2 separate regions of the Homo sapiens genome follow, and region 2 is linked to region 1. Evidence: chromatin contacts called from ENCODE Hi-C or POLR2A ChIA-PET data. All regions are on one chromosome and are shown on one strand. Each heading gives the region's core, a stretch centred on a gene start or an enhancer-like site at or near the end of the contact. The rest is flanking DNA. Distances are from core to core; before and after follow the strand shown. Region 1 holds the start of GTF2F2 (general transcription factor IIF subunit 2). Region 2 holds the start of WDFY2 (WD repeat and FYVE domain containing 2).

Region 1 (7,047 bases), core at 645-3,144:
CCACGTACACATTTTAAGGCCTCCCATGACCCAGAGACCAAAGCCAGGGTTCCAATCTTTAAAGTCCATTCCTGGGGTGCTCTAGACTTTGCTTCTCTTCTCCCATGGTCTCATATTTCAATTTATTCCTTCTCCTTGATTAAAGTTTAGAGCAGTTCCCTTAATCTGCTTACTCTTTATATGTTTTAAAAAGGCCCTTTTCCAAGTTGTTGCACAAGAAGAAACCTTCATTTTCTGCTTAAAAAAATTTTTTTTTGTTTTTCTTTTTTTTTTAGAGATAGGGTTCTTCCTATGTTGACCAGGCTGGTCTCGAACTCCTAGCCTCAAGTGATCTTCCCATCTCGGTCTCCCAAAGTGTTGGGATTACAGGTGTGAGCCACTGCGCCTGGCCAAAAAAATTTTGTTTTTAGTATTTATTTTTTAGAGACAGGACCTTGCTCTGTCACCCAGGCTGGAGTGCATGGCACGATCATGACTTACTGTAGCCTTGAACTCCTGGGCAGACACAATCCTCCCACCTCAGTCTCCCAAAGTTAGGGTTACAGGGTTGAGCCACTGAGCCTAGCCTGAAACTTTCATCTTCAACACACTCCTGGTCTCTCCCATCTTTCCTATTAGTTTTCCTAGCTAAAAGCAGAGTTCTGACAGCTTTTCCTGGCCCTATGCTGAACACACATAAAATTTCCTCAATTTTGTGCAAGGCTCTGATGTGTGATTCAATAAATTACTTGCCATTCTTAACAATACCTTACTGTTTGTTTCTCTTCAGCGAATGTTCTTTCACCCAAAGCCTACTGAAACCTGACAATGTGTTAAACACTGTGCTAGACATTGTGGATATAAAATGAATAAAGCACTATTTTTTATTTGTCAATTATACCTCAATAAAGCTCTTTCCGCCTAGGAGGAGTTCATTGTCTGGAAAGCAAAGGCAGATATGTAAACATATATATTATAGTTCAGAGTGCTAAGTATCACACTGTGATGTGAAGAAAAACTAATTTCTTCTGGGGAAGTTGATAAAAGATCTCATAGGAAGTGACATTTTCATTGGTCTTGAACCATAAGTAGGAGTTTGCCAACCAGAGCACAGGGGTGAGAGTGAGGGCAGGGGTAAAATAGGGCTTCCAAGGGAAGGGAATCCAGTGTGCAGAGGCTCTGAAATGACCGACGAAGATTCTGACGTGTTTAGGGAAGTCTGCTGGGTTTGATGTGGTTTGGTGCATGGCGGAGTGATGGTGGGAGGTGCAAAGAGATGAAATTGAGAGGGCCCAGTTGAAGCAGGAGGATTGAACTTTATTCTAGAGGCAATAAGAGAAAGAGAAAACTGTTTAAGCAGGGGAGGAAACGATCAGGTTTGTCTCTTACTTGTTCGTTTCGTTACAGACTTCCGGGTTTTGGAAACTGAGGTGCTCCGCTTGCTTCATCAGAACAGCTCGGGTAGCCTCTGAGCTGAAACACGGCTTTTTTTTTTCCAGGTCTAGAAACGGCATGTTTTCAATATACCCAAGGCTACTAAGTTTGATCCCAGTGCCCATTTGTGCTAATGACGTTGGCCAGGGACGCCAATTTACTACCCTGACCCTGTCCTTCAAATATTGTCTCTCTCTCCTTGGCTAGGGTTGGACATGTTCTGACACCTTTCGTCTCTTTGAACCCCATTTTTCCGTTCTGATAATCTTTTTCTTCAGTTATGCTGACCATGTCTTTAAATACATTGCTAACGTTTTAGCTCATCCCACCCTACGTTTTAATCCCTCAGATGCAGACATCGCGGACAGCCACGCCCACTCAAGAAATTTCCGAAACAGAAAGTTTGTCTGCAACAGCGCGCCGTACTGACGTAGCAGTGCGCAGGCGCAGTCCCGGCTCCTGGCGGCGTGTTCCTCTTTTCCTCGGTTCCCAGTGTTCTGGCAGGTAAGGAACGCCGGCTCTTCGCCTCTCAGCGCGGCTTGTCCTTTGTTCCGGACGCCCGCTCCTCAGCCCTGCGGCTCCTGGGGTCGCTGCTGCATCCCGCACGCCTCCACCGGCTGCAGACCCATGGCCGAGCGCGGGGAACTCGACTTGACCGGCGCCAAACAGAACACAGGAGTGTGGCTAGTCAAGGTAATGTTCGCGAGTCTCCCACTTGCGCTCCTCCTAACACAAGTATAGTTTAAGTAACTTGAGCCTATCCCGCTCCGTGCGCCTCTTAAAGTTCTTTTACGGCTATCTCGTTAGAGCTTCACACATTTTGAGAGGCAGGAGTCATTGTTGTATCTGTTTGCAGACGAGGAATTAGTTTAGGGACGCAAAGTGTCTTTCAGCCAGTTACTACTCTGAATCTGCCTGGACTAGATCTCTTTCTCACGGCTTTCCTGGAATCTTGTCTTGGTGTCCCCAGATTTGGACGGTGCATTTTATCCCAGACTGAAGAATTCCTTGTATCTTCCCTTGGTGAAACTGGTTTTAGCCATGAGCCTGCGTGAGGTAGTTGAATGTCTACTTTCTGTACAGTTTTCTCGGCCAGAAAGTAGGACTGGTCCCTGCCTACTCTTAAAAGTGTTCTCTTAGGTTGATGGTCCTTAATGAAGCTCTCAAAAGAGGCGAGAGAGCCCCAAACTCACAGAAGGAGAGGTCATTGGACTGGAGTATTCTTTTAGAGCACATTTGGGTCTCGTGAAACTGGCCGTCAATAAACGTTTTATGTGAAGACAGCAATTTTGGTTAGCTCACAGTAAGCACTATTTGTGCTTTATTGTTTCATATTGGGGAGTGTTTTCTCCTAGGGGAGTTTCATAATACTTAAGCATATTCAAAATGTGATCCTGAAAGTCGTTGAAACTTAAAATGTAAGGACTTTTGGTTTCTTAATGCTTTAACTGTTTTATCACATGGCTGAGTTCTCGTCAATTAAATCTAAGAGGTCTTTCTTGTCGGCCTTCCTAAAACAGCCCCCTTGTGATCATTTGCTAACACGACAGATGTGTATTACATTCTTCAAAGCACTTTTCACAGTGTAGAGTGATTTTGTGTTCATATGTTCAAAGTTGGTTACCTCTGTCTTTCCAACACACAGAATCACATTCCATGAGAACAGGATCTTTGCCTGTCATACCCAGAATAGTGTTTGGCGCATGGTAATTACTCAACAAATAGATGATGAATAAATGCATGACCTCTCATTCTTCAGCCCTCGCCTTAGTCTGTGGCACTCATTTGACTTATTTCCAAACTCAGTGTGACTTAAAAGGATGGATTAAATAGGCATTTCTCTCTCCAGCAGCATGTTACTTGGGGGGAGAGTCACTAAGGAGGAGATTGCCCTTACGGACTGAAGGAAAAAGCTTGAAAAAATGGTGTGACTTGAGATGGTGCCATTGTCCTAGGAGCATGGTAAATGCTCAATGTTTGTCTTACAGGATTTGGATGGGTGGACACAGTGTATACCATGGGGAATGGAACAGAAATGCAAGACTCAAAATATATAATCAGCATGGCGTGTTGTGGAAAACAGAGAGAACCTAGAGCAGAAGATCTGTGTAGATGAAGATGGGGACCATATACTCAGATTGTCATATCATGAAACGGAGATATTCTAACTTTAGTTTACAAGGAAGTAACGAACTTTTTGGAGGATTTGAGTGAGGTAGAGATGCCAGATATTTATTCAGGAAAAAAAAAAATGTTTGGCAGTGTGCAGTACGAATTAGAGGGGAGGGTAACCAGAGTCACAATTAGAAAATTATCACAGGATCGGGCTGGGCATGGTGGCTCACGCCTGTAATCTCAGCACTTTGGGAGGCCGAGGTGGGTGGATCATGAGGTCAAGAGTTCGAGACCAGCCTGGCCAATATGGTGAAACCCCATCTCTACTAAAAATACAAAAATCAGCCAGTCATGGTGGTGTGCGCCTGTAGTCCCAGCTACTTGGGAGGCTGAGGCAGAAGAATCACTTGAAACCGGGAGACGGAGGTTGCAGTGAGCCGAGATTGCTCCGTTGCACTCCAGCCTGGGCAACAGAGCAAAAATTCCTTCTCAAAAAAATAAATAAATTAAAAAAAAGTGTAATTTGTTGCTTAGAAAGTGTATCTTCATTCTCATCTAATCAGAATTTGAATTGAAGTACATATTGATTTCAAGTTTTTTCTCCTTACATTAATTTTCCTATTAAAAATAATACCTTGAGTTCTGATCTTTGTTGCTAAATAATGTTTCTTCCTAGGATATCTCACGGTTTATAGATCATCTTGTACATATTTAATTCCATCACTAGACAGGTATAGAACTGTGTAAATACAGTAAGAACTATACATACAAGATCTCTGAGAGTTTTGAGCGGGAAAAAAATTAGTGCTTCACCAGAACTGGGAAGACATCATAAAGAAGGTGACGTTTAAGAAAAGCCTATTTGGAGGTTGCAGTGAGTCAAGATTGTGCCACTGCATGCACTCCTGCCTGGGCGACAGAGTGACATCCTGTCTCAAAAAAAAAAAATGGATGTGAGTGTGATCTGTCTGGGACATCTGTCACCCCATTGATTACTAGGGTTGATTTGGCTAATCTGGCTGGCTAGGCGGGTGTCTCCTTCCTCCCACACTGCTCCATGTATGTCCCTCCCGAAGCTGCACGCTTGACCAAAGAGGATGACCATCCGGATAGAGGAGGACTGGTCTTCAGTCAAGGGTATATGTATGGTTGTACTCCCCTGCTAGAACCTCCAAAGAAGCTTTCAAGAAGAGCTTATGGCAGGCCGGGTGCAGTGGCTGATGTCTGTAATCCCAGCACTTTGGGAGGACGAGGTGGGCGAATTGCTTGAGCCCAGGAATTTGAGACCAGCCTGGGCAATATAGCAAAACCCTTTATCTACAAAAACTATAAAAAGTTAGCTGGGCGTGGTGGTGTACGCTTGTAGTCCCAGCTACTTGAGAGGCTGAGGTGGGAGGATCACTTGAGCCTAGGAGGTTGAGGCTGCAGTGAGCTGAGATCACACCCCTTGTACTCCAGGCTGGGCTACAGAGTGAAACCCTATCTAAAAAGAAAAAAAAAAAAACAACCAAAACCTACGGGCAGGACTGGGGATAAATAGTGTGTTTAGGGAAAAACAAATATAGTAGTAGATTGTTTACCAAAATAACAAAATATCCAGGACCTGTACTGTTCTGGCCTAATGAAGTGCTATTTCTGGAATTTTGAATTTTTTTTTTTTTTTTTTTGGCTGAGCACAGGGGACTTTATTGATGGCACATGACAAGGCAGGGCTCCCTAGGCCCCTCCCTCTTCAGGGGGTCTGCATGGAAGCTGTGAGGAGGGGAGAGTCTTAGTGTGGTTGGGGACTGAGTATGGCAGGGACTCCCCAGCATTGAGGGTCTCTCTCTTCCTCTTGTTCTGTCACTGGGGCTGGTGGTCCAGGGGTCTTACTCCTTAGAGGCCATGTGGGCCATGAGGTCCCCCACCCTGTTGCTGTAGCCAAATTCATTGTCTTACCAGGAAATGAACTTGACAAAGTGGTCGTTGAGGGCAATGCCAGCCCCAGCATCTAAGGTGGCGCGATCTCGGCTCACTGCAAGCTCCACCTCGTGGGTTCAAGCGATTCTCCTGCCTCAGCCTCCCGAGTAGCTGGGACTATAGGTGCCTGCTACCACGCCCGGCTAATTTTTTGTATTTTTAGTAGAGACGGGGTTTCACCGTGTTAGCCAGGATGGTCTCGATCTCCTGACCTTGTGATCCACCCGCCTCTGCCTCCCAAAGTGCTGGGATTACAGGCGTGAGCCACTGCACCTGGCCTCCCCACTGGCCTTTTTAAAAAATTATTTTTGCGGCCAGGCATGGTGGCTCATGCCTGTAATCGCAGCACTTTGGGAGGCCGAGGCGGGTGGATCACCTGAGGTTGGGAGTTGGAGACCAGCCTGACCACCATGCCCAGCTAATTTTTGTATTTTTAGTAGAGATGGGGTTTATTTTGTTTGTTTGTTTGTTTTTGTTTTTGAGATGGAGTCTCACCCGGTCACCCAGGCTGGTGTGCAATGGCACAATCTCAGCGCACTGTAACCTTTGCCTCCTGGGTTCAAGCTATTCTCCTGCCTCAGCCTCCCGAATAGCTGGGATTACAGGTGTGTGCCACCACACCCACCTAATTTTTTGTATCTTTAGTAGAGATGGGGTTTCACCATGTTGGCCAGGATGGTCTTGAACAGCTGACCTCGTGATCTGCCTGCCTTGGCCTCCCAAAGTGCTGGGATTACAGGCATGAGCCACTGTGCCCAGCCAAGACAGGGTTTCACCATGTTGGCCAAGGTGGTCTTGAACTCCTGATTTCAAGTGATCCACCCACCTTGGCCTCCCAAAGTGCTGGGATTATAGATGTGAGCCACCCTTCCCGGCTAGCTTTCATTTTTTCACAGACAGGCAAGCGCTTGGACATTGGTGGCCAAAGAGAAAGTTATATACAAGGGAGAGATGAAACTGGAATGGGTGATACCCTAAAGCCTTGCAGATAGTAGGAGAAAAAGGAACTTAACATTTCTTGTGTAGCGAGTATTTTGCAAAGCAAACCGGTAAAGTAGGTATTAATTACCTGTATTTTTCAGATGATAAAATTTAAGGTTAGGGAGGTTAATTATCTTGCCTAAGCATGGAAATAGTGATTCAAATTTGTTAGGCTAAAAGCTTTGCCATAGAAATTTTTTTTCCCCTTTGCGTCTCTCTGTTTTTTTTTGTTTTTGTTTTTGTTTTTGTTTTTTTGAGACGGAGTGTCGCTCTTTTGCCAGGCTGGAGTGCAGTGGCGCAATCTTGGCTCACTGCAACCTCCACCTTCCAGGTTCAAGCGATTCTCCTGCCTCAGCCTCCCGAGTAGCTGGGGCTACAGGCGCGGGCCACCACACCCAGCTAATTTTTGTATTTTTAGTAGAGACGGGGTTTCACTGTGTTGGCCAGGATGGTCTCAATCTCTTGACCTCGTTCGTGATCTGCCCGTCTCGGCCTTCCAAAGTACTGGGATTACCGGTGTGAGCCACTGTGCCCAGCCCCCTTTGTGTCTCTTTAATGGGTTATCTCCCTAGAGATTCA
Region 2 (7,641 bases), core at 3,476-5,975, 6.5 Mb after region 1:
GTCTTGTGTTTACTTTATTTAAAAAATGGGAGACAGAGTAGTGCACGTTTATACTCCACTGGGAAAGATCCAATAGAGAAGGAAAAAGTGGCGCAACATAGAGAGTGAATAACTGCAGGAATCTTCAATGAGGAAAGAGAGGTTTACTCATGCTGGCCTTGAATGGGAGCAGTCTTTTTCCATTGTTACAGAAGAAAGGCAGAGAGTATGGAAGAATACGGATACAGATGCAGGCAGGTTGATAGATCTGATGACATGAAGATGAGACAGCTTCTGATTGCGTCTACTTTCTTTTTTTTTTTTTTTTCTGAGACGAGTCTTGCTCTGTCACCCAGGCTGGAGTGCAGTGGTGCGATCTCAGTTCACTGCAACCTCTGCCTCCTGGGTTCAAGCGATTCTCCTGCCTCAGCCTCCCAAGTAGCTGGGATTACAGGCATGCGCAACCAAGCCCAGCAAATTTTTGTATTTTTAGTAGAAATGGGGTTTCACCACGTTGGCCAGGCTGGTCTCGAACTCCTAACCTCAAGTGATACGCCCGCCTCGGCCTTCCAAAGTGCTGGGATTACAGGCCTGAGTCACCGCGCCTGGCCAACTTTCTAATTAAAGAGAATTACCAGAGACCTACAGTTGTGAGTCTAGAGTGAGACCAATCAGAATGTTTGTGCAATTTTCATCTGCCAAGTTCAAAGCAGATATGAAGTAAGTGAAAAGTTGGATTGGTCAGGATTGGAGTTTTGCCTGCCAAGAATGAGAGAGAGGCAAGGATGCCATGGGTGTTTGCAAGAGACTGTTAGGATAATGGACAATGGGAGTTAAGTAGTGAAAGGAGGGAAGTGAGAACATGAAGGGGATAATGGATAATCATAATATAATGGCAAACCCTACATGGTGGTTACTGGGTGGCAGGCACTGGTTTTAGCTCATTACATATAATAACATGTAATCTTATGACTACATTGGACAGTGAAAAGTGTGATGGTCAGTGAATCAGAAGTCTCCTAGGAAGCCAAATAATCAATGGGGTGGGAATATTTGAATAAATGAACCTGGAGGCAAGAGAGACAGACAGACTTGAGTGTATGTAACCGCTGTCATCTGTTATAACTGTGTGACTGCAAGAAAGGCAATTTGCCTCTCTGACTTTCTATGGCATAAGCCAATAATAACCTATGCCTTTCTTTTTTTAGCCAGTTGTGTTTTTGTTACCTGCAACCAAGGGTTCTGACAATTATAATACAATTGTAATTACACAATTACGAGGATAGAGTGCTGGAGTATGTGGCTCACAGTGAATTTCTACATTCACTAGCTGTCTTCCTTTTCCCCTTCCAACGATGACCTCCAAGAGCAGTAGATGTCTCTTGTATCATTCCAGGAGCTTGAACTTGTGCTGGTCACAGCAGAGACGTGCTCTGAGGACACAGCAGTTCTCCATCACATGAAGGTTAAAACTCAAGCTCCTAAACAAGGAGCTTGTCCACACCTGTCCATATTTCCAGCCCAATATCTTGACCTTCCTCCCTCCTCAAACTTTGCCCTCCAGCTACTAGAGGTTCCCAGAAGAGATGAGGCAATTCTCTCAACTTCTCACCTCTTGCACATGCTGTTTCCTCTGTCTGGATTTACTAGTTCCAAACTCCAGATGAGCTCTTTCTGCTCCAGAAAACTTTCCCTGATTTAACAGCCAGACACAGGTCAGGGTTTCCAGTTCTCACTGCACTTCACAGCACTTTCATTGTAGCAGCTGTCACATTGATAGTAATTGATAGTTTGAGTACCCATCCCACCTGAGGATGATGTGGCAGGTGCCCAGGGTGCATCTCTTCCAACCAAGAACAAGGGGCATCAGGCCATGGTCCAAACTCAGCCCCTGTAATGTCCTCACCTTCACCTCTCTCTTCATAAGCCTTTCACTTCCCTAACAAGCATGCAAGGACTGCCCCCACTTTACTCACCCCTCTCCCGAATACTCTTTGAGCTCATGTAACCAGACTGCACCTGCTCACCCTTCAAGACTCTGTCTAGCCTCTACCTCCTCTATGCAGCTTTTCCTGCCCAACCCTCTCCACTGCAGGTCCTGTTAGGCATTTCTCCTGTGTTACCTCAGCTTCCTGAGTCCCCTATTATAACTCTTGCCATCATCACTTCCCTGTCATGACCCGTTCTTTTATCTGTCTCTAGTGATCTGTGAGATTCTTGAGAATTGAGAGGTTTGCATTCAAATCTGTGTTCCCCCTGCCTATCACTAGTAGTTATTAAATATTTCTTGAATGATTGACAAGACAGAGATTCTGGCTCTTTGGAATTGAGGGTCAGACTCAGGGTTATGGTAATGCTATTCAGGTTCTAATTCCCATAAAGCCTGGGGTGGGAGCAGCCAGTGCTACCTCCTTTGTAACTTTAAGGGGATGGGGGAAGTTATCTGGGTCATAACTGTAATTGCCACCAGAACCACCTGATGTAGGTGTTATGCCCTATTTAAATAGATGTGGAACCTGAGACTCAGAGAAGTGAAATGCCTGCAGTAGGTCCTACAGCTGGAAAATACCTCAATCCTATTTCAAGGTGCTTACAGAATTTCTGCAAAATGGGAGGTGGTAAAGAGTTGCCTTGCGTGCTTTGAGACAAGTTCTTTGCACCTGTTCTCTTATGTCTCTAGTGATCTGTGAGATCCTTGGCTACCAAACACCTACCTTAGAAATACATTTCCACAAGGCCTGTCCCTTTCTTTTCCCAGCTTTGGCATTATTTCTCTCACTTTCAGAGCCCTGCAACTCAATCACACCACCTAGACCATTACTACTCTTCGGCTAACTTAATTCTGGGATTGTTCAGTGGAGGTTATCACATAACGACTATTGATGAAAAGAATTAAACTTTGTAAAATATTTTAAGAGATTTATTCTGAGCCAAATATGAGTGACCGTGGCCCGTGACATAGCCCTTAGGAGGTCCTGAGAACATGTGCCCAAGGTGGTCGGGGTACAGCTGAGTTTTATATATCTTAAGAAGGCATGAGACATCAATCAAATACATTTAAGAAATACATTGGTTTGGTTCAGAAAAGTGGGACCACTTAAAGCGGGGGCTTCAAGGCTATAGGTAAATTTAAACGTTTTTTGGTTGACAATTGGTTGAGTTTATCTGAAGACCTGGGATCAACGGAAAGGAATGTTCAGGTTAAGGTAAAGGATTGTGGAGACCAGGTTTTATTGTGCAGAGGAATCTTTTAGATAGCAGCCTTTAGAGACAGCAGGTTGTAAAATGTTCCTTACCAGACCTAAAACGGTGCCTGGCTCTTAGTTGGTTATCTCCTGGGTGTAGGAAGGAAGGAAGGAAAACAAAGGGGAAAGGGGATATAGAATGTGGATTTTTCCCACAAGAGACTTTGCAGGGCAATTTTAAGGCATGGCAAGGAAATATAATTTGGGGTAAAACATTTTGATTTTCTTCCTTGTTACGCCAGAGTCAGACTGGAAAGTAAGTCATGACCTACATGGTCAAAACCCATCTGATGAGAATTTATGGTTTTTGTAGGCCATGACTCCCCAGACCCCTTAGATAGGAATTTGGGCAAGATAAAAAAGCAGAGCTTAGTCTTCACGATCAACCCCACATGCCAGGCCTTCTGGTAGGCACCTAACATTCAGTCAGTAACTACAGTAACTCTGTCCGTTGTGTCTGGAGCAAGCTAAAAAGGCTGGATTGCTGGGGAAATGGAAAGAAGCCAGCACTAGGGGCCTGGGTTCAAGTCTGGAGGGAAGGAGGGGTTGTTTAGCCCTAACTTTGCACTAAAGTAACCTTGGCTGTGTAATTTAGCCATCTAAGAAAACGAGGGGATAGACACCCCATATGTTCTCTGAGCTCCCTTGAAGATGTCTGTATGAAAGATTCTCTCCTTTTCATGTCCCTTCCGTGCCACTATTCCGAGCATCAGTCTGACCCTAGGAGTGGTGACGTCCTACTCAGCTGGGGGCTGCCCCTCAGTTCCCATAGAGGCAAGTCTGGGTCCTGACTTGGCCAATGGCCCTGGAGGCCGCTGAGCTCCTCAGGCCCATAGCGCAGAAAGTGGGCGATAGGTCATTCCAGGACAAGGGGGCGGAGGCTCCAAGAAACTACGACTCCCAGGAGGCCACTGGGTTCCCTCCGGCAGCCTGGGCCTGGTGCATGTTGGGAGCAGTAAGCGGCCTCCCGCCGCGCTTCATTGTTAAGACCGCTAGGCCAGGTAGCCCGCGCGCATGCCAAGTCACGTCCCAACGAGTTGGGCGGCTTTCCTTCCTGCAGGCCTCTTCTCTTTCCGGTCTTGCTGAGGCGCTCCTTTCCCCGCCCCACCTCCGCCCTCTTTTCAGGGAATTTCGAAGGGGCGTGGCGTCTGGCAAGCGCGTCCCCAGGGGTGTGTATACGCGCGTTCACGGGAGGTTAAAGAGGGAGGAGCCTAACCCTTGGGTGTGTAAGGCAGAGAGAAGACCGCGAGGAACGGAAAGCGCATGCGTCCTAGTGGTGCTGCAGCGCCCGGGGAGTCGCGGAGGGGAGGGGTGAAAATGGGCTTGCGGGACTGACGCACGCGCATTGGGATACCAGATCCCCGCCTCCTGCTCCAGGTTTCCCCTCCTCCTTCACCACCCTCCCGGAAGTGGAGCCGCCCTCGCGCCCACCAGCGGCTACCCCCTGCGGCAGGCCCCGCCCACACAGGCTCCGCCCCCCGGCGCTCCGCCCCCTCCTCTTGTAGTGGCGCCGGCTTGCATCCCAGGTCGTGGCGGTTTTGGTGCCTGAAGCAGGGAGCGCGGAGTCGTTCCCGAGAGAGGCGGCCAGGCTATGCTCGCCGGTTTCCGGCGTTCCGCTCCGGCCAGCCAGAGTCTCTGTCTCAACCTGTGTCCGTGCTCCAGCAGTCTCCTCAGCCCGGCCCCGCGGCGCGGTTGGCGGCGGCGCCCCAGGCGCGCCCCCTCCTCCGATGGCGGCGGAGATCCAGCCCAAGCCTCTGACCCGCAAGCCGATCCTGCTGCAGCGGATGGAGGGGTCCCAGGAGGTGGTGAATATGGCCGTGATCGTGCCCAAAGAGGAGGGCGTCATCAGCGTCTCCGAGGACAGGTATGGACTACTGCCATTCGGCCGCGAGGAGGGGCGGGACGGGCCGACGGCCCTCGAGCCCGCGTCAGGGGCTGTGCCTTCACGTCGGCGCGAGTGTAGACTTGCTCCCCCAAGTTTTATTGTAATGCGCATCCTGGTGGTGCCGGTGTTCAGCTGCGCGCCGCCTCCGCTGTGTGGCTCCGGGAAGCGGAGCCGGGACGGCGGCGAGCGCTCCGGCTTCACCCCGGGCTGGGTAGTGCCTGCGGGAGCCGGGTGGCCCTCGGGCTAACGGTGCGCTGGAGGGACTTTGGTCCATCCCTGAGGACAGGAGGGAAAGAGGGGAGGAGCCGCCCGGCTTTGCAGGTGTGTGCTTGGGGAACGATGCCCTGAGCCGCCTCTGCAAGATAACCAAGGGGTTTGGGGTACTCTCGTACAGCTCCCAGGGTTTCAAACGGAGAAAGCAAATGCCACTCCTTCTTCCCAGACATTCCTACTGAATCCAGATAACCCAGACATCTTAGGCTGAATTCAGTGAATATTCTAAGTTGTACCAAGAGTAAGTTTAGGCTTCTGCGTGGTGCCTTCTTTCCTTTCCCCTCCTTATCTCTTGGAGCTCGAGGAGAAGCGCGTAGAACTTGTAACGGATCACTGCTGCAAATAGCTCTTGAGTTCCTTCCCTTTGCCTGTTTCCTTTATTTTTGCTTAATTTTGCTTAATATGCAGAAGTGGAACTAGTTGTTCTGCCTTCAAATACTCTCTCTGTTTTGCGTTTTCGCTTTAACTGAATTTCCTTGAATATGCAGGAATAAAGCTGATGAAGCTAATTTCTAGAGTAATGTTGCTTGAAGATAGTATTATGATAATTTATCTGAAATTGTTTCTTTGGTAAAATCTATATAAGCATTCTTACAAAAGAACACTGTAGAGGTACATAACACGGGGATTTTACAGTAAGTAGGTTTTCTTAATATAAGTTCAAATCATGCAGAGGTAAAGTATCCTTTCTTGGTGACTCAAAATTGAGAGGCTGAGCAACAAAGTGCTCATTGCTGTCTTTATAGTCATTTCCGCACTTAGCATAGTGTGTGGCCTCAACAATTGAGCTCGATAGGTTTGTTCATGTCTTAGGTTCTTCAGTATAACTAGGATGAGTATATTAATGACATGTTCTTGTCTACATCATGCTCAATACAAATGGCGCCTGATTAATTTCCTGTGCAGATCCAATGGAAAACATTGTAAACATACACCAGTGGCAAGCATTCTGCAATGAACAGAAGAAATTCATGGCTGAAATGGAGTACATGGATGTAGGACCCTTTTGAAATTCACAGAGAAGCCTTATGAGAAAGTTTGATTTTTTCCATAAAGGCAAAATTTTATTAAAAAGACTGCTTCTGGACCTAGAAATTCTTTGGCACAGTATTGTTTTTATGGGATATATTCCATAAAATATATTGAAGGAATATATTGGTAGATGTCACTTTCCCAGTCTGTAACTACTGGAGATGGAACTGATCAATTTCTAACTGCTGTGGAAAATTCATAAGCAAATTCATGGAATCAAGAAAAGGAGAAGGGTAGTTAAACCTAAGCTGCTTTAATATTTTATTTATTTTTTTAAGACTAGTTAAGTACGGTAGTGAGAAGGGGAAGAGAGTAGAACAAGGAGTTCAATCTGTAACTGACTGTGAACAATTGAGATAATAAAACTACCTTCAGACCATCCTAAGCTCCTTTAATATTAAGGTGTTATTATAGTATTGAAACTTCTGATTCCCATTTCACCACATTTACCTTGAAGGAAACAGCTTTACTGGGGTATATTTTCAAGTGTTTGGAGACGCTGAAGTAGTGTATATTAATGAAACTGAAGAATAAATTTCATTTGATTATAGGATGAAAGAAATGCAATGTTCAGCTATGTCTTAGCCTAATTTTCACTTTCCTAGTGTACAATGTAAATAATAGAAATTATTTTGTCATGGAGTTACTGTTAAATAAGGTTCACCCATAAGTCTGGAATTATTATTAATATACTTTTTTTCAAGTTGACAAGTCTGTGCTTCTTTGGGTCATATACTCAAACATGAACATAACTTTGTTATTTAGAGCTCAGTTTTGGTTATGGTTTTCATTAAAATAATTGATCTATATTCTTGCTTTCCAAAATTCAATGTTAATGTCACTTGGTACAATGCTAAATATATGAAAATGTAATATTGATTTTCATCACAACCTACAAAGCCATTACCATTCACTGCTTTAGCTAGAAACTAGTAATCTTCATTCCTGAACTCTGAGGTTAAAGCCGCAAGTAATGTTCCATACCTGAATGGCAGTGTTCCATAAATTCTTAATGAAACCCTGGTTTATCTTTTTGACCTTTGACTTCTTCATTGCCTTTATGTGTGCCTTTGAAAACACTTAACATTTTCCATTTTAAACGGTGTTATACAGTATATACTTCATGTCCATTTTATTTTCTCTTCTGTGAGTTCCCTATGGAGCTTTGTGTGTCTTATTCATTGTATCATCATTAGGGCCTAACATGGTACCTGGCATGCAATACGT

What was found. A loop is a pair of places that touch in the nucleus more often than their neighbours do. ChIA-PET counts read pairs that join two places held with the same protein, here RNA polymerase II (POLR2A). Pooled maps may share reads with other maps.
Region 2: a map of CD8-positive, alpha-beta T cell shows a loop between it and region 1 (13-fold over the local background). The contact joins the promoter of WDFY2 here to the promoter of GTF2F2 in region 1. A Hi-C loop is called at or near these places in 1 of 168 maps with a recorded cell type or tissue (CD8-positive, alpha-beta T cell) and 4 of 50 pooled maps. POLR2A ChIA-PET finds 5 or more read pairs at or near these places in 1 of 52 experiments (T-cell).

What each region holds. Positions count from the first base shown.
Region 1 is chr13:45,118,616-45,125,662 of GRCh38, forward strand. It overlaps GTF2F2 (general transcription factor IIF subunit 2), which reads left to right and starts at 1,895. Exons shown (of 8, transcript NM_004128.3): 1 at 1,895-2,106. The coding sequence starts at 2,041. It also overlaps the pseudogene RN7SKP4. RefSeq lists enhancers at 1,525-2,168, 1,929-2,058, 2,169-2,810 and a silencer at 5,123-5,316.
Region 2 is chr13:51,579,737-51,587,377 of GRCh38, forward strand. It overlaps WDFY2 (WD repeat and FYVE domain containing 2), which reads left to right and starts at 4,726. Exons shown (of 12, transcript NM_052950.4): 1 at 4,726-5,088. The coding sequence starts at 4,952. It also overlaps the pseudogene RNY1P6. RefSeq lists enhancers at 3,978-4,498, 4,157-4,436 and a silencer at 4,577-4,946.